Linked DNA regions of Mus musculus: region 2 is linked to region 1. A link is a loop called in an ENCODE intact Hi-C map of the cell type or tissue named here. Cell type or tissue: left cerebral cortex. All regions are shown on one strand.

Region 1 (8,000 bases):
GCCTCCAGTCACACTTGCCCAGTGTCTTGACTGAGGCTGGGCTCCAAGACATATTTCCTGCTACCTGTTGTCCGAGTGGCTACTGGCCACTGGGGACCAAGAGAGACAGGGAGGAGAAATGGTAGCTCACGGGAACAATTCTCAACGTGTGGCTTTGGGATCCCTAGCCAGGAGATCAAAGACAGGCTCACAGGGTAACTCTGACTCTGACTGACCCCACTCGGCTTATCTGGCCACCTAGGAGAATGGAGAAGAGAGGGAGGGAGGTAAGCATATCACAGTCTTACCTGTTAGGCCTCTCTCTCTCCACCCGCTACGGTCTTAGCACTGTCCCCATATGTCCCCATAAGTAGGCTGGCTTTACGGGCATAAGAACAGGTGGTTACACAGGGCAGGCCCTCTGTCAGGCCTAAAGCCACACTGTGGCCATTTTGAAATGCTTAATTTCTTACCAAGGCCACAATGAACTGTGTAGCCAGAGCATCCTGCGATGCTCCAACCCCAGTGCTTACTACAGAGACCCCTCCCCGTCCAGAATGCCTTCTCCAGCTTCCTAAAAGGCCAGTCACAATGGTCTTCTCACCTCGTGCATCTGCCAGCTCTCCAACTTGAGCTTCATCCTCTGGGGACCTGTCTTCCTTGGAACCTCAGTGACCTCACTGGCTCCACAGCTTCCTGAACACTCAGGTGCCCAGGACTCTAGGCTGTCACCCCTGACTTTGCTCTGACCACAATAGGGTCAGACTCTCAGATCCAGTTCCCCCCTGAGTCCCTTCCTCTAGAAGGGATCTTCACAAGCCACCTCCCTTACAGGGCCAGCTGTATCCTTCTAGTGGCTCAGCTAAAACCCCAAAGCTGCCATCTGAGTCACAGCCCCTCATCACCACTTCTACGGCCCCCCTCCCCTTACAGGGTTAGCAGCCCCTCGATTGAAATACTGCCCAGAGCCCAAGCGCTTCAGGGTATCCTCCTCGCCCAGCCTGCTTTTATTTTACTTACAGGATCATTGAGTTCTTGGTAATGGGGATGAAGCCAAGGGCTCACCCATGTTTGATGGTTCTCTCCCACTGTGGGCTAAAGACCCAGGACAGCAGAACACTTCTAAAAGTGCCAATGGGTTCTGCTTTCTCCTCTGTTCTGTGCCCAGGTCGGCTCACTCACCAGACTCTGAGTCTTACCTGACGCAGTCTTAAGACCCTACCCATATGCCTACATTGGGCTCTCGCCCTTCCTCCTCATGTATATGTGTTTATGTATATGTATATGTGGTGTGTGTGTGTGTGTGTGTGTGTGTGTGTAGGCCAGAGAACAGCCTTGTCTGCTGCCTGCCTTAGTTTCTCTCGCTTGGCCTGGTTAGACTATGCTGGAGGGTCAGTAAGTCCCAGGGACCTGCCCAGTTCTACCCCCCAGCCCCAACACTGGGGTTACACGTATGCACCACACCACCCGGCTTATTTACGTGTGTCCCAGGGATGGAATTCAGAGCCTCACGCTTGACTGGCAAGCACTTTTCTGACTTAAACTCTTTTCCCCAGCCTCTCGCTCCCCACCTCCACTTCTGATTTTTGAGACAAGGTCTTGCTCAGGCAGGCATCAAACTTGCCACCACGCTGCCTCTTCTCTTGAGCTCTCCCTCCAGTGTAGACACATTAAAGTGGACGGCTGATGTGGGGACCAGGGACAACATCCTCAGTTCTTTACAGATGAGGACAAGAAGACTCAGTGAAGAGGGGTCTGGACCATAGGCAACAGGACCAGGGCCTATCCCCATGGCTTCTGATGCCTATAGTTCTTGCTTAATGGCTCTAGGGCACAAGAGCCTGCGTACTCCTTGGCCCTCATCAGGTTACATAGAGTGCAGTGTAGCCTCGGCCTGCCTGGAGCTAACTTTGAGTGTCTGCCCTGGACACTTTTATTTCATGTTCCTTTAAGTCAAGACCGGGACTCACGGGCTGCCCCAGGCTTGCATGGCCTCAGGTTTCCTTCCTGGGGGCTTTGGGAGAGCAATGGGCTATCTGCTTCCTGCAGGGTTTCCATGAGTAAGGCGTAGTCAGCAGCTAGCCCACTTCTGCAGCCATCCAGTGTTTTTTAGTCTTGTGAGGTTTTTTTGTGGGATGGCAAAAGCATACTCAGTCCTTGCCTCCAGGAGAGGAAGCGTGTGAGTGCACACACACATGGACGCGCGCGTGCACACACATACACACACACACACACTCGTGCACACGCATGAGCACTCAGACTAGCTAGACTGAGGATACACTCCCCCAAGAAGACTCCTTCTCAGCAGTTTCTCTGCAGGGGCATCTTGGTAGCGGTGTCTGTATTTAGTCATCCAGATACTGCTGGATCCCCCCATAGGATCCGCAGGATCTCTTGAGGTATAGATGAGATACTTTTTTTTTTTTAATCCAAAGGTACCAAAAGGTCTAGGAGGTTGGGGACAAGAGAATTAAGAATCTATTCTCTAGGCTTCAAACCCTGAGTTCCATGGCAGGTCCCTGGACTGGGCCAGGCAAGAAGCACAGACCATGTATTTTATAAGGGCAGGTGGGCTGTGTTCTTGCTGGGGCACCCTGAGCCTCAGCCAATATCCTGTGTGTATGTGTGTGGAGGAGGGGTGTGTGTGTGTGTGTGTGTGTGTGTGTGCGTGCATGTGTGTGTGCACATGTCTATCTTTGATGGTGGGCACACTACCAGGATGAGTAAGAACCAGGCCTTCTGAGAGAAACCAAAACCATCTCTGGGAAGAAGGGAGTAGCTAGAGCTAGGGCAGAAGGTGACATCGGCCTTCTATGGGGGAAGAACTATGTCTATTCACAGCCTGTCTCATAAAAAGGAAAGCATCTGTTAGAGGAACACACAGGAAGAGTTTTACAGCAAATGCAAGCATCTCTTCATGTCTAGAGAAGGCAAATGGAAGAGGCGCTGTTTTATCCAAGCACGGGACAACCCTCTGTAGCCTCCTGGGTCCCCTCAATGGCCTTTCCTACCAGAGTCATTTTTTTTTCCAAAACTTCCCAACTCCAGACTCACCAGCTAAAAAAACTGTCTCCTTCAAAGCAGGTGACTTCATCTCGGCTGGGCAGGGGGCTGGGTGGGTTGGTTACCCAGGGCCCTTGGCTCTGCCAGGAACAAGGTGCCTTGCAAGGGCAGTCCCAGGTGGCCAGGAGCCCTCTCTGGTCTCTGAAGTTCTTTCTCTAACACAACTACGCTCCAGGGGTCACAGAACCTTCCCTTTTATAGACACGGAGGCTGTGGTCTCCACCGAGACAGCCCCACAAACATGGTCAGACAGCCATGGTGTGCCTCTGTCCATTTCCCTTCCTGTGCTTTTTCTGGCCTTTCACCCACCCCTCCCTCATCCATGTCCTGACTCCTCCCTCCCTCAATATCCCTCCCCTGCTCCTTCCCAACCCAGCCAGCTGCCCAAGTTCCTGGGCCTCTCCATTCATTCTCTTCCCTCTGCCCACATTGCCCATTCTGACCCTGCCCGTGTCCTTCAAGCTCCAGTTCAAACGTTACATTGCCCATAGGCAGGTCTGACCTGAGCCCGGGGTATCTCTCTCCCAGGCCCCTCCCAAGCCCCCCTGCACTGCACCGAAGGAAGGCCTGGTTATCAGAGCACAGCCCTATTTCCCCCTGAGGAAGGTGAATCAGTCCTGGGAGGGCTGGCCCAGTCCACTCCCACCCTTCCACCTTAGCACAAGCCCTAGGGGAGCCAGTACTCAGTAAATGTTTGCTTAATTGAATCTGGCCAAGCAGCTTCCTCTAGACAGGGGCCAGGTTAGCAGACCTAGATGATGATTCTCAGCGCTAAGAAACCACTTGGGCAGAAAAGAGTGTCAAGGCTCAGGGTCCTGCCCCAATCTCCTCCACAGACAAGGCGACATCGTTACCAGGCTGGTCCCTCCACCCTGAGACTCACACTCCAGGGAACCCTGGTCTCACTTGGCATTGCTTTCCCATCCTCCTCTCTGTAACAGGATCCCCAATTCTCGGCCTAGGCAGATTCCTGCCATCCTCCATCCAGATAGGCTCAGCACCTCCCTAAAGGCAGAGCCCCCATAGATTCACCGCAGGATCCGGAGCAGAGGCCCTCACACCCCTCCCCAAACACCCCACCGCCTTTTAAGGGAAAAAATATTGAGCCAGGAACACATTACAATCGCAGCAGGTCGATACTCATCTCTGGCTCCAAATGCCTCCAAGGAACCTGCTCCGTTGCAAGAGCGATGACCGAGAACAGCGAGCTGTTGTACCGGGCCTCAGGGCCCTCTCTTCCCGTTTTTATTTTTTTATTTTTTTACCCAAGGCCAAGCTCCTGACACCTGCGGCTGCCTGTACCCCTGGACCCCCGGAGAGAGACCCCCCGCCTGGCGTCGCTCCTGCAGATCGCCCGCCTGCACTCCGCACCCGCTCAGGGCGTGCAGTGGTCCCACATCATCCTCTGCACCCCCTGCCCAATTTCGTCAGGTGGCAGCCACCCCTTCCAAGGGTTACTGGGCCGCCGCTCCTCCCTCCCAAGGCACCTGTCTGGGCCATAGCCACCCCCTGCCCACCTAGCAGACAACCCCACCCCTAGCGGGCTCTCCCACCCGGAGGGGCATCCCTGCCTCTGCACCCCTAGCCCTATAGATCTCGGGTCCCCAGCACAAAGGCCCCAGGCCCCGACCCGGGTGGGGGTGGGGTGCGCCCCAGCCGCGCCCCCAGCCCCGGGTTCAGCTGTGCGCGCCGGGGCCGCTGGTGCGCTCACTCACTCACCTCCCGGGCGCGGCTTCGTGCGTCGGTCGAGCTGCACCCGGCGGGGCGGGGCCGCGAGCGTAGGGCTGTGGCGCCCTGGTTCTGCACGAAGCGGGTGCCGGCGGCCGCGCGAGGACGTGACCGGTCCGCGGGTGGCACACACGCTCCGCCGCCCTGGCTCCCTCCTCCGCCCTCCCGCGCCGCCTGCAAGCGGGTCCACCCGCCCCGCACCGCGCCGCCGCCGGCAGGGGGCGGAGTCGCGAGCGCAGTCCGTTGCCAGGCCAACCGCGGGCGGGGTCTGCCGCTTGTCTGCCCCGCACCACGCGCTGCCGCCCGACCACTAGCTCCGGCTCGTTTTCCATTGGGCGATAACTGCCGACGGACGTGCGAGTAGTCCAATAACGACAGACAGGGGAGGGGCGCGGCTGTGCGCGCGCCGCCTTACCGCACGCGCTGCTGGCTCCAGCTACTGTGGCACTGCACTGCGCCGAGCCTTCCCGAAGCTACTTCTAGCATCTTGGGAAACCCACCTTCAGAGCAGTGTAGCCCCGGTTCCTTGCACGCTGGCTTTCCTGCCCTACCTCAAATGGGGTTCGAACTCAGCCCTGGCAACCTATTCTCCCACAATGTCTTTTTGCAAGGTGCTGTCGTCCAGGCTTCCTTGGATAATGTCAATAATCCTTTAGGGCGCGAGAAAACCCTGATGGGTTAAGCTGGAGAGATTTCGCAGCATATGGTTCGCCCTCTCTTCTGCTCTCCTTTTTTAGCATGTAGGGGCACTTCTGGGAGTCGACCCCCGCAACAGAGAGAAGCCGAAGGGTCCCAGATCAATGAAGCCCCTGACCTCTTTGGAAACTCCCCAGGAGACATCAGATCTTTGACAAACGAACCTAGCTGTGAGATTCTACTCTCATCAGGAGGAGTCCGTCTGTGGGTCTTGGCTGGTAGTACCTTACTCCTGTACAAGAAAGACTCAGGCCAGGTGCCACCACAATAGTGCCTCTCTGCCTTCTCCATCCTTGTAACTTTAAGCATATGTGCCTTAGAGCCCAGGATGAGATGGGGAGCCATGACGATAATGTTGGTGCTTGCCAGCTAGACGCTCCAGAGGCAGGACAACATCACACCACTTTCCGTGGGATTGTCTCAATTGTGCAGTGGCTGACTGTTGTACTGCATACCCCAGGTAGACAGCCCACCTGTGAAAGGGCTGCCTAAACTTTTAGGGATGGGACCAGGTACTGGTTATGGGTACTACTGAAGCCAGTCAAGACACCTGTCTTGCTACAGTGACCAATAAGGACCGAAGGACTTTTGCTAATGGCTAAAGAGCATTTCTACCAACTCATCCGGCTGTGCAGCCAGTCTGTCACTGGAACCTGGCTGAGAGTCAGTCTCCTAATCTGTCAAAAACTGTACTATCGACTCTTCAGAGGGTTAATGTATGTAGGAAATACACCTTAGCAAGTGATTTAGGCTGGGCAGAGGCAGTTTCTGCAGCAGGTTCAGGGGGCAGAGTTCATCCTTCTGCTGAGGGTAAAACCAATGTAGGAATTACATTTGACAGTTGAATTTGCAATGGAACTTACAATATTCCTGGCGAGGGAGCAGAGGCTAGTCCCTAGACAGTCTACCTGGGCTGGTTGGGGTCTGCTGGACCTGACACTGGCAACTACCACAAAGTGAGAGGCTTTTGTCTCATGTGGTCTTTTACTGGTGGCCTCCACACTTTGCATACTTATAGCATATAGCTCTCACCTTTTTAGAAGGGTGAGGTGGGAGTGGGTGAGTGGGGGTGGGGGAGGGGGTGGGAGTGTTCTTGGAGGGGGGACCCCTACCAGGGGACAACAATTGAAATGTAAATAAATAAAATACTAGTACTAGTACTACTACTACTACTAATAATAATAATAATTATAAAAAAAGAAGACACTGGAAGCTGTAAAGTGGAGGGAGAGCATGTAGAAAGCATGATCATTCGTTCTTGTAGCTATGTCGTTATGGCAATCCAGTGGGGCTTCAGGAGCATATAGAAAGGAGAACAATGAACAGTGGGCTAGCTTTTTGAAGAAAAATGCTTGGGCTGAGCAAGGATATCAGAGAGAGGTGAGTTCCAGGGTGGGCATGAAGGGACGTGAGGTTCAGCGAGAACCTTTAGAAAGGCTAACTTGTGCACACTGGCGCCTATCAAACCTGCAAGACTACTAGCTAATGGCCTTTTAGTAAGATTGAGGAGGTTGGCTTAAGAGCCAGCAGAGAAGTTTAAGATTAGTTTTCTACATCCGAGAAGGCAGTTGAGAGAGGCATGGGCTCACAGACTGTGTGAGCTATGTTGTTGAGAATAGTCAGATAATGAAAACCTCGAATAGAGAAAAGAGGAACAAGCTCCAAAGTCAGTCTACAAGGTCTAGTGCTGGCTAGAGCCTGCTGCAACAACAACAACAACAAAAATAAATAAATAAAGTAAATAAAATCTCAGGGACATTTACTCCCTATTGACTTGAACCTAGCTGGTCCTCTGCTAGCCTTCCTGCTTCTCCACTGTGGGCAGGGGGCATCCTGCTCCTCTCTGGAGCTTCAGCTATCCAGGACCTGTCCTTTAGGGATGGCATCTGTCCTGGCTGGCTCCTTTCTGTGCTCTGCCTATCCCTATCTCCCAACACTCACTGATTCTCAGGCTGTGGCAACAGGGTGGGTTTCTGCATTTTGTTTTCCTTGGGGTCCGTGTATTTCCCCCCCAACATGTCAGACTGCACCTGGGTTAGTTATAAATATCCAGGCCTGCCTCTTGTCTTCTTAGCTGAAAAGCAACAATGTAAATGAGCAGAAAAGACACTGCCAGGCACAAACTTTAGTTTTAAATTTCCCCCTCTGTCTCAGAATGAGTCTTGGTTTTGCTGCTTAGAGACAGATGCTTTGCTGGCAATCCTTTGGTGTTGGGCCTTGCTCTCTGGGCCTCAGTCTCTTACCAAGGAAGGGGGCTAGATAGAAGCAAGGAGATCACCTCTAAAATTATAACTTTTCCGGCCTCACTTCACTTTGTCCTTCCCTTAGCCCGAGTATGTCTCATCTCAAGACAGTAGTCTCAGGGAGCAGGGACATCAGCCCCTGGGGTTTCCTGGGAAGCTTAGCCCCAGGGGCAGAGTTAGGGCAGAATCAAGTGCCAGTCAAGGGGATGCATAGCTTCTACTGGCGTTTAACACTGAGGCCATTTCGGTACTGAGGAAAGCAGGCTCAGAGATTCAGTAATAGGTTCAAAG
Region 2 (8,000 bases), 53 kb before region 1:
AGCTTCAAGCTCGGAGATCCTCCTGCCTCTGCCTCCCAAGTACTGATGTGTTTTTACAAAGTTGGGAGTGTAGCTCAGAAGTAGGATAAAGACCCTGAATTCTATCCTATCATCCATCTCCAATAATGCAAATAAGTCAATGTTTTTGGTTAACTTCTAATAAATAAACACAAAGAAGAACCCTGCAGCCTGTTCCCACGACTCCAAGGCTTTCCAGTGGCTCTAGACCGGATTCTCTTCCTCAGGATGACCCCCTTCTGAGGTTATGTGCTGGGTTGTTCGGTACTTTTTCGTTTGGGGGATACTGGTATTAAACCCAGGCATTCCCATGTGCTGACTGATAACTCCACCACAGAGCATACATTCCCAGCATAGTCTATGATTCTTAAAGCTTCCTGAAAACGGGAATATCTAGTCTATACTATTCCAAAGATTTTACACGCTTTCAGTTAGTGTTTCATTTCTGAATCAAAAGTGAATTTTGGAGGTTCCGACTTGCATGAAGTGAGCATTAGAGCTCACCTATTCTGCTGCCGAGGGACATCTGATTGTACGAACCCACTTAAGGGATAGATAAAGTCCAAGTACCCCCTGGATCTCTTCCCACACCTCACCCTTCCTCATGGTCTACCCTGATATATTAACAATTTGGTTACTATAACCTTACAACATGTACAAAGATTTTTACCATATACACAGTATATAAAAATGTATAATGTTGTTTTGCATTTTAAATCTGTGTTAAGTGGGTCTTGCTGGATGTATCCTTGGCAGCTTAAAAGTACCCCAAGAAGTAATATTATATGTTTAAAAATTATTATTATATTTCTGATGTAAATCTTCACAAAGCACCACAGCTGATGATGGTGATGATAATGATGATGATGATGAAGATGCTGCTGCTGGTGTGTGTGTGTGTGTGTGTGTGTGTGTGTGTGTGTGTTATGACTTATGTGTGGCTGGCAGGCAGAAGGCAACTTTTGAACTTTGAGGAGTTGCTTCTTGCCTTCCACCTTGCTGAGGTAAGATCTGGTTTGCTCCTGCTGCTTGCTGTCCTGCATACTCCAGGCTTGCTGGCCCATGGGCTTCTGAGTAATTCTGGTTCCCCCATTTTTGCCTTAGGAATACTTAGATTACAGATTCTTGCTACTGCATTCGCTTTTTGAAAAAACATGATTCCAGAGATAAAATTTAGGTGACGAGGATTGTGTGGCAAGTGCTTTTACCTTGTAGAGCCACCTCACTGGCCCTAATATTACAACTTTGAGAGACGTATACACGTTGAATCAAATGCCATTCACATGTTTCCATGCTAGCTCTTTCCACTTCCAGGCTGCACAGGGAAAGAGTAGTGGACATTTCTGCACAGACTTACCTGGTACACAAGAGGGATTCCCCTAGAGTCTGCCGGTGAAGGTGATGTTGGCCTCACGTCTTGGTTAGGGCTTTACTGCTGTGAAGAGATACCATGACCAAAGCAACTCTTGTAAAGGACAACATTTAATTAGGGCTGGCTTACAGGTTCACAGGTTTAGTCCATTTTCATCATGGTAGGAACATGGCAGCGTCCAGGCAGGCATGGAGCTGGAGAAGGAGGTGAACGTTCTGTATCTTGATCCTAAGACAGCAGGAGACTGTTTTCTATAGGTGTGTGTGTGGGGGGGGGGGGGGCTCTGTTCCGCCCTGGACTGAGCTTGAGCCTAGGACCTCAAACCCCACCCCCACACTGACTCACTTCCTCCAACAAGGCCACACCCACTCAAACCAAGCCACACCTCCTAATGGTGCCACTTTGCACGGGCCAAGCATATTCAAGCCACCACACCTCAGATGCACACCTGCTTCACTGTTGCAGGCTATCAGAACTGCTTCCTAGCCTGCCCTTCCCCAGCTAGCGCCATCCTGTCAGCTAACCCAATGGTATGCTCTGGAAGCTCACTGTTGTATGGTGTTGTCCACGGGCACGACCAGTGAGAACGAATCAGCATTACCCCTGGCTCCTCTCTGTCCAGTGCCTCTGGGGGAGCTGGGACCCACTTTGCCAGTACATTCCTTTTCTACTCAACTGCCAACTTGATGAGCTCTAGAATCACCTGGATTCTAGGATCTAGAAGATGGGCTCTGGGCATGCGTGTGAGGGACTATCTTGGGTACGTTCTTTGGGGCCGGAAGACCCACTCACTGTGTGTGGTATCAAGCCCTAGGCTGCTGAGCTGGGATCCAGACGAGAAAGAGAAAGTGTGCTTGGATTATACGTATTGTTTACTCCCTGCTCTCTGTGAGCATGAACGCGGCAAATGCCTCAAGCCCCTTCTGCCGAGCCTTCCCTATAACGAACGACTCTGGGGTCCGTGACCAAATAAACCCTTCCGTCCCGAGACAGCTTTTTGTTTTGTTTTGTTTTTTGTTTTGTTTTGTTTTTAATGAGATAGGTAAGCGTCTCCTTATTTATTCAGTTGGCCCTAAAGTTCTTCACTTGGAAGTTGGTCTCACCAGCTTTGCCTTTGTGTTTCCCCCCTGAGGTAGGGATCGCTAGAGAAGACAGTCCCACTTATCCTGAGCTCCTGAAGACGTTCTGCCGTGTCTCCTAGGAAACAGCCTTACTTTTCCTGAGCAGCTGGCGAAGGTTGTACCCACAATAGAGCTTTGCCCATCTTCCTTCTAGACCTTGCTGCCAATCAATACTACCAGGGTTCTGAAAAGTGTCCTGGGTTCTCCCGGATGCTCCCCATCTTCCTGTAGAACTCAAACGACACAGGGAGTCTGCTGGGCTGACAAGCCCAACCGACACAAGCCTTTCTGAAGACCTCAGTGTGAGCCATTTGCCTTGATGGGTGCTGATCACTGCGGGTGAGGTCCCCAGAAGGCAGGCCAGGGAAGCCTGGTGGAGAGATTGGCATCAGGGGCTTGGGTAATGATGGGTAAGTTGTCAGAGGAAGGGAGGCAGTGTGGTCCGTGCCTGGGGAGGTGCATGCACCTTGGGACCACTCGGGTGCTGTCTGTGGCTTTTGGGTTCAGTGGTGTGGCTGTACCTCACAGTGTCCTAGCTGGGCTTTGGATGGGGCGTGGATTTCTTCTTCAAACGTCCCTCTTATCAGTATGTGACGTTGGGCAGTTGCTAGTTGGTGGGAACCTGACTTGCTAGCTTGCAGCATATATTATGGGGCTTCCTTGTCAATGGCAGCATTTAGAAGTTCTTTGTTTTGTTAATTGCATCTCCCATGGCATTGCCTCCGGACTACCTTGAGTGTAGTTAATATTGTTTAACTGGTGGATGTACTCGGCAAAGGTCTTTCCTTCTGAATCCTTGCCGCTACCAAGGTCTGAGTTGTTCCCAGAATAACCAGCAGGGGGTGCAGCAGGACTAGGGCCTGGGCCCGTCTCATGCCCTAAGGGGTTGTTGCCCTATTAAGCGAGGAGAAACCAAAACAGAATAGGTAAATGCCACAGAGGGGCTGCTGGGCCACGTTCCCTAGAAACTAGTGGCCTTGATTGCCCACCCAGGATCCTCTTCTGTGTCAGGCACTGGCTGGGTATTTGGGTGAGTTTGGGCCTGGTCCATTTTCATGTAACTCCCTCCGGTTGTGCCAGGCTCTCAGACCCTGGCCTAGATGTAGTGGTGGTAGTATAACTTACCGCAGTGATCTGGCTCCAATGTGGGATGCCCGGACTTGGGTCAAGGCCCTGACTGATCAGACGTAATCACAAACCATTCCCCAGCTTTGCAGCATCTTTCTATCCCAGTGCGGGGCCTGGGTACCACAAGAAGATGTCTTGAATGTGGTTTTGAACCTGGCCAGCTTGAGATGCTGCAGAGAGCTGCCCTGGAGTCATACTGTCTGGGCTTGACTGGGGTCTGGGCAGCTGTTGTCACAGGGGGATGAACCTGCTGGGACTGGTCGTTCCCTGAAGTGATGGACTGATGGAGAAACTTTCCCTTCAATGGACAGCTTAGCCCCAGGCAGGCGACATACTCCTGCATCTGACGCTATACCTATGTCTGTTGCTGGATATTTAATCACACTGTGGACCCCAAGATTGTGAACTGGAAAATCCTCATGGTGTGGTTCAACCCAGAGCACACACCTTCAACCCAAGAGCTTTCTGTTGACTGTAAATAGGTAGTGGTGTGGCTCAGCCCTAGCACAAACCTTTCATCCAAGAGCTTTCTGTAAGCAAGAGCTAAATAAAGTTAACAACAGGTCAAGAGGCTGAGCAAGTTGACAACCGGCCAACCGGTTAACAGGGAGTGGAATAAGTAAACCCAGAGAAGAGAAAGGAGGGTCTTAGGAGTTGAAGGATATTTAAGACAGGGAGGAGGAGGGGGAGGAGGAGAAGGAGGAGGAGGGGGGGGAGGAGGAGGAGGAGGAGGAGGAGGGGGAGGAGGAGGAGGAGGAGAAGAGGAGCTTTTCTTTTTCTGGGATGCCAGTGGAGTAGGAAGGTCAGCTGGGTGCTTTCTCTGCCTCTCTGAGCTAGCAGGCTTTCATCCCAGCATCTGGCTCCCGAGTCTTCACTGGCAAAATTGAATGGCAGGAATTCTTGTTTTGAAAATGGCATGTGTCCTTAGCCCGACAGCCCAAGTTGCTCCTATCCCTGACCTTTAAGATAATGCCTGACAACAAGGATCTATTTATTTCCCTGTTATCAGAGTTTCTGGGTACCCCCTTTCTCTCCACTCTTACCCCCTTCCCCCGGCACCTCCAGTGGGATAGAGCCTTTTCCTGTCCATCCCTATCAGGACTGACCAGGGTCCCAGAACTTACCCTCACTGTTTCTCTTAGGAGAAGCTGGCTTAATCAGCTCTTTTTCATTAGGTTTGTATGGTATCTCCGGGGTTCAAAATAGCCTATTACCAATGGAATTACCACAGGGATGGGGGCCTCTGGGAGCATACTCAAAGCTATGCTTGGCTGGCAGCTGGAGTGGGAACTATCCCCGTCCTGAGGCTCCTTGTTAGGCCTCTACTGGTGAGATGAGTCCCTCAGGGTGCCACCCAGCCGTTGGAGGCTGCTTATCCTCTTATCGTCATAGTGTAGTGTTGCTACCCCTGCCTCCCCATGACATTCGTCCCTGTGCCAGCTGGGCACACACTCTGCCCATTTGTCCTGGATGTCTAGTATTTTCTCTAGGGCCTAGACAGACTACACACAATCCTTCCTTGCTGTAGACTAGCCAAGTCATTTGCCATGCTGCTTGTCCCCGTTGGGGTCTCTGATATTTTGGGAGTGTGTGCACATAGGCAATGTGTGTGTGCGCGCGAGCGTGCATGTGTGGTGTAGGCAACAGATAACCTTAAATGTTAGTCCTTGGGCGTTGTCCACTTGGTTTTGTTTTGTTTTTGTTTTTTTGGTGTGTGTGGGGGGTCGGGGCAGGGGATTTTACTGGAATATAGGCAAGGCTGACTGGCCAGTAAGCACCATGGATTTGAACCCTTGTCAGTTTCCACCTCTCCAGCACTGGGATTTCGAACCCACACCATGATGCCCAGCTTCTCACGCCAGTGCTGGGAACCGAACCCTGATCTTCACGCTTGAGCAGCAAGCACTCTGCCTACTGAGCCAACGTCCCACGCCCTTTTGTTTCCCCTTTTGTAAAGCAAAATCAACGGTCATAGCATCTTAGGAGTGCGTTGCGGAGCACTGCTGTCGAGGGCCGCCACCATCGAGGATGCCCTGCATCAGTGACCGTACAAGCCACTGAGGAAGGTGGTGATCCCCGATGGCGATGTGTCTTGGGAGGGAGGCTAGACAGTGCCAGCAGAGCATCGGCGAGCCCCTTCGGTGGTTCCTGTCACCAGCTTCTCACTTAATTTCCTTTGGAAGACAGGTTGCCAATTTCCCTGCTAAAGCTGGACATCGGTATTTACCCTGTAGGCCTCCCCTGGGCCTCTTAGGTCAGCCTGTGCCCTTAGGAGGAAGGAGATGGGTCAGACGGTTCCTCACCGATGAATCAGTGGAAACTGCTATATTATATGAACTCGAATTAATGGAATCTGCTTATGCTGCCCTGTGAATGGGCGAGTGTAGGGAGGTGAGCTAGGGAGGGAATAAAGCATCTACACAGGCTGAGATGGGTTTAAGCTTGATCCTGGGGGATGGACATACTGAGGACTGTGAGGATGGAGAGCAGGAGGGAAGGAAGGACAGACTGCCGCAGGTGAGCTACAGTGGATAGGCAGCGAGCTCAGCACCAAACTCAGAACGGGAGTCTGAGGAGGATATGACGGTTGATCTCGACTGTGAACTTGACAGAATCCAGGCTCTTAGGAGATGAGAATCTGAGCATGCTCACTAAGGGTCTGTATGGTTTGGGCATGCTCATTGAGGGTCGGTATAGTCTGAGCATGCTCCCTGGGTGTATGGGTTAGCCTAGCCACTGGACAAGCCTGTGAAAGATTGGGTAAATTGGAGAGGGACGACCCATCTTGACTCTGGGCAGCACCCTGTCACCATGCTGGTTCCTGAACAGGAGCAAGCGAGCACTGACATCCCTGACCACAAATGTGATGCGACCAGCCGCTCTTGCCTCTGTGGCTTCCTTGGCATGACGGCCTGCGACATCAGACTGTGAGCCAAAACAAAACCCTTCCTTCCTTAAACTGCCTCTGTCGGGTATCTTCATCTCAGCGACAGGACAAGGAACTAATGCTGGGAGGGATCATAAGAGGAGGCTCCGGGGACAGGCCTCCTCGGATCCCTGCACACACCAAGGGGAGGCAGAATCTATTTTCCCCCGTCAGCGGTGTATTTTTAGGTTAAAGATGTGCACAGTGAAGTTACTTTTCTGCCTCACAGTTGGTATTAAAAGCACAGAGTAAGTCTCAATGACTTACAGCTGAACATTTTATCTCCTTAAACAAAAGCCCCTCCCCCTCTCTTGGGTTCTTGCCATTGGCGACATGGGAACACGTGAGAGAGATGCCCACATGGGTGGAAGCGTAGAACGTGGATCAGAGACCCAGGTCTTATGTGTCTGTATTTGATCACCTTTGTGTGGCTGTCTTCTGCCCCACAGGGCTGTGTGGAGTTCTCCATGGAGAGACAGTGGCCCCTCTGTGCTCTTTCTGGTTGCCCGCCCCATTCTGGGGCAGTGCAAGGTTGTGGTTCCAGGCACCCTACTCCTGGGTTCCTCACGAGGACAGACAGTGCTTTTCCCTGACTTGAGGGAATCCCTCACTGCTTGATTCCTGATCTTGACCTTAGACCCCCTTCCTTGATTTCCTGGACTGTAGGGGGGGGGGGGTGTCACCACAGGCCATCTGCAGAGATGTTTTTATTTTCGTTAAATTGTAAGGCATCTGTCTGACTTCACCTGAAGGAGGCCCTTCCCGGGCATATCGATCTCCTTGGCTTCTATCAGCACACTGATCTAATCACCCTGAGTACCTCTGAACACCAAAGCCAGTGAGTGGGCAGTATAGGATCTACCGACTCACACCCCTGCAGAGTTATCTGTAGGATAAAGGAGTCCCAATAAGGTTACAAGCTGGACCCGTGCTGGGTGGGGCCTTGGGTGCAGCAGAAGGGGGGCAGTGACATCATCACCTGCAACCTTCTATTACCGGAGGCCACAGTGGGCCTGGCAGATCTCTCTTCTCTCTTGTAGCCTTAAGTTTATCCTTGCTTGGCGTTCAACCCAAAATGACTTTACCTGTGCACGTATGTACACATGGAGGGATGGGGAGGGGCCTCACAGTGGAAGGTGTCTCTAGCTGCTCTCTAGATGTCACCGAGCTCAGCCACACACGAGCCACACACAGCACACAGGGACAGAGTTTGGCTCCATTCAGGGTATTTTATTTCTTAAAGTAGACAATCTTTTGAGTTTTATATGGTTCACCAGCTCTTCTCTCTCTCTGTTACATCTTAGCTCCTTGGCTGCAGTTCTGTACATTGACCTGGGACACACCGGTACCAAATACAGGGCTGAGAGTGATTTGGCAAGAGCTCCAGTGGTGCCATCCCCTTGCTGGCAGGGCTTTGTAATTGATACACAGCCAA

Evidence for each region. Hi-C counts contacts between places; a loop is a spot of excess contacts. Peaks named below come from ENCODE experiments on the same cell type or tissue, not always from the same donor. Only the 100,000 strongest peaks of a DNase experiment are listed, where the experiment ranks them.
Region 2: a loop joins it to region 1, with 2.9 times the contacts of the local background. A loop is called at or near these places in 2 of 42 quality-filtered maps.

The regions. Positions count from the first base shown.
Region 1 is chr10:74,964,144-74,972,143 of GRCm38, reverse strand. The region is part of intron 4 of Rsph14 (radial spoke head homolog 14 (Chlamydomonas)); the gene reads left to right. Gnaz (guanine nucleotide binding protein, alpha z subunit) reads right to left here and starts at 4,967. Exons shown (of 4, transcript NM_010311.4): 1 at 4,762-4,967. In left cerebral cortex, CTCF peaks have their summits at 4,977 (motif pointing right) and 5,908; DNase peaks (open chromatin) are centred at 2,795, 4,076 and 5,116; H3K4me3 peaks cover 2,894 bases; H3K27ac peaks cover 2,302 bases.
Region 2 is chr10:75,016,682-75,024,681 of GRCm38, reverse strand. The region is part of intron 4 of Rsph14 (radial spoke head homolog 14 (Chlamydomonas)); the gene reads left to right. Gnaz (guanine nucleotide binding protein, alpha z subunit) reads right to left here. Exons shown (of 4, transcript NM_010311.4): 4 at 7,775-8,000. Gm40692 (a long non-coding RNA gene) reads right to left here and starts at 1,481. Exons shown (of 4, transcript XR_003948909.1): 1 at 1,376-1,481. In left cerebral cortex, a CTCF peak has its summit at 3,346 (motif pointing right); DNase peaks (open chromatin) are centred at 3,351 and 6,712.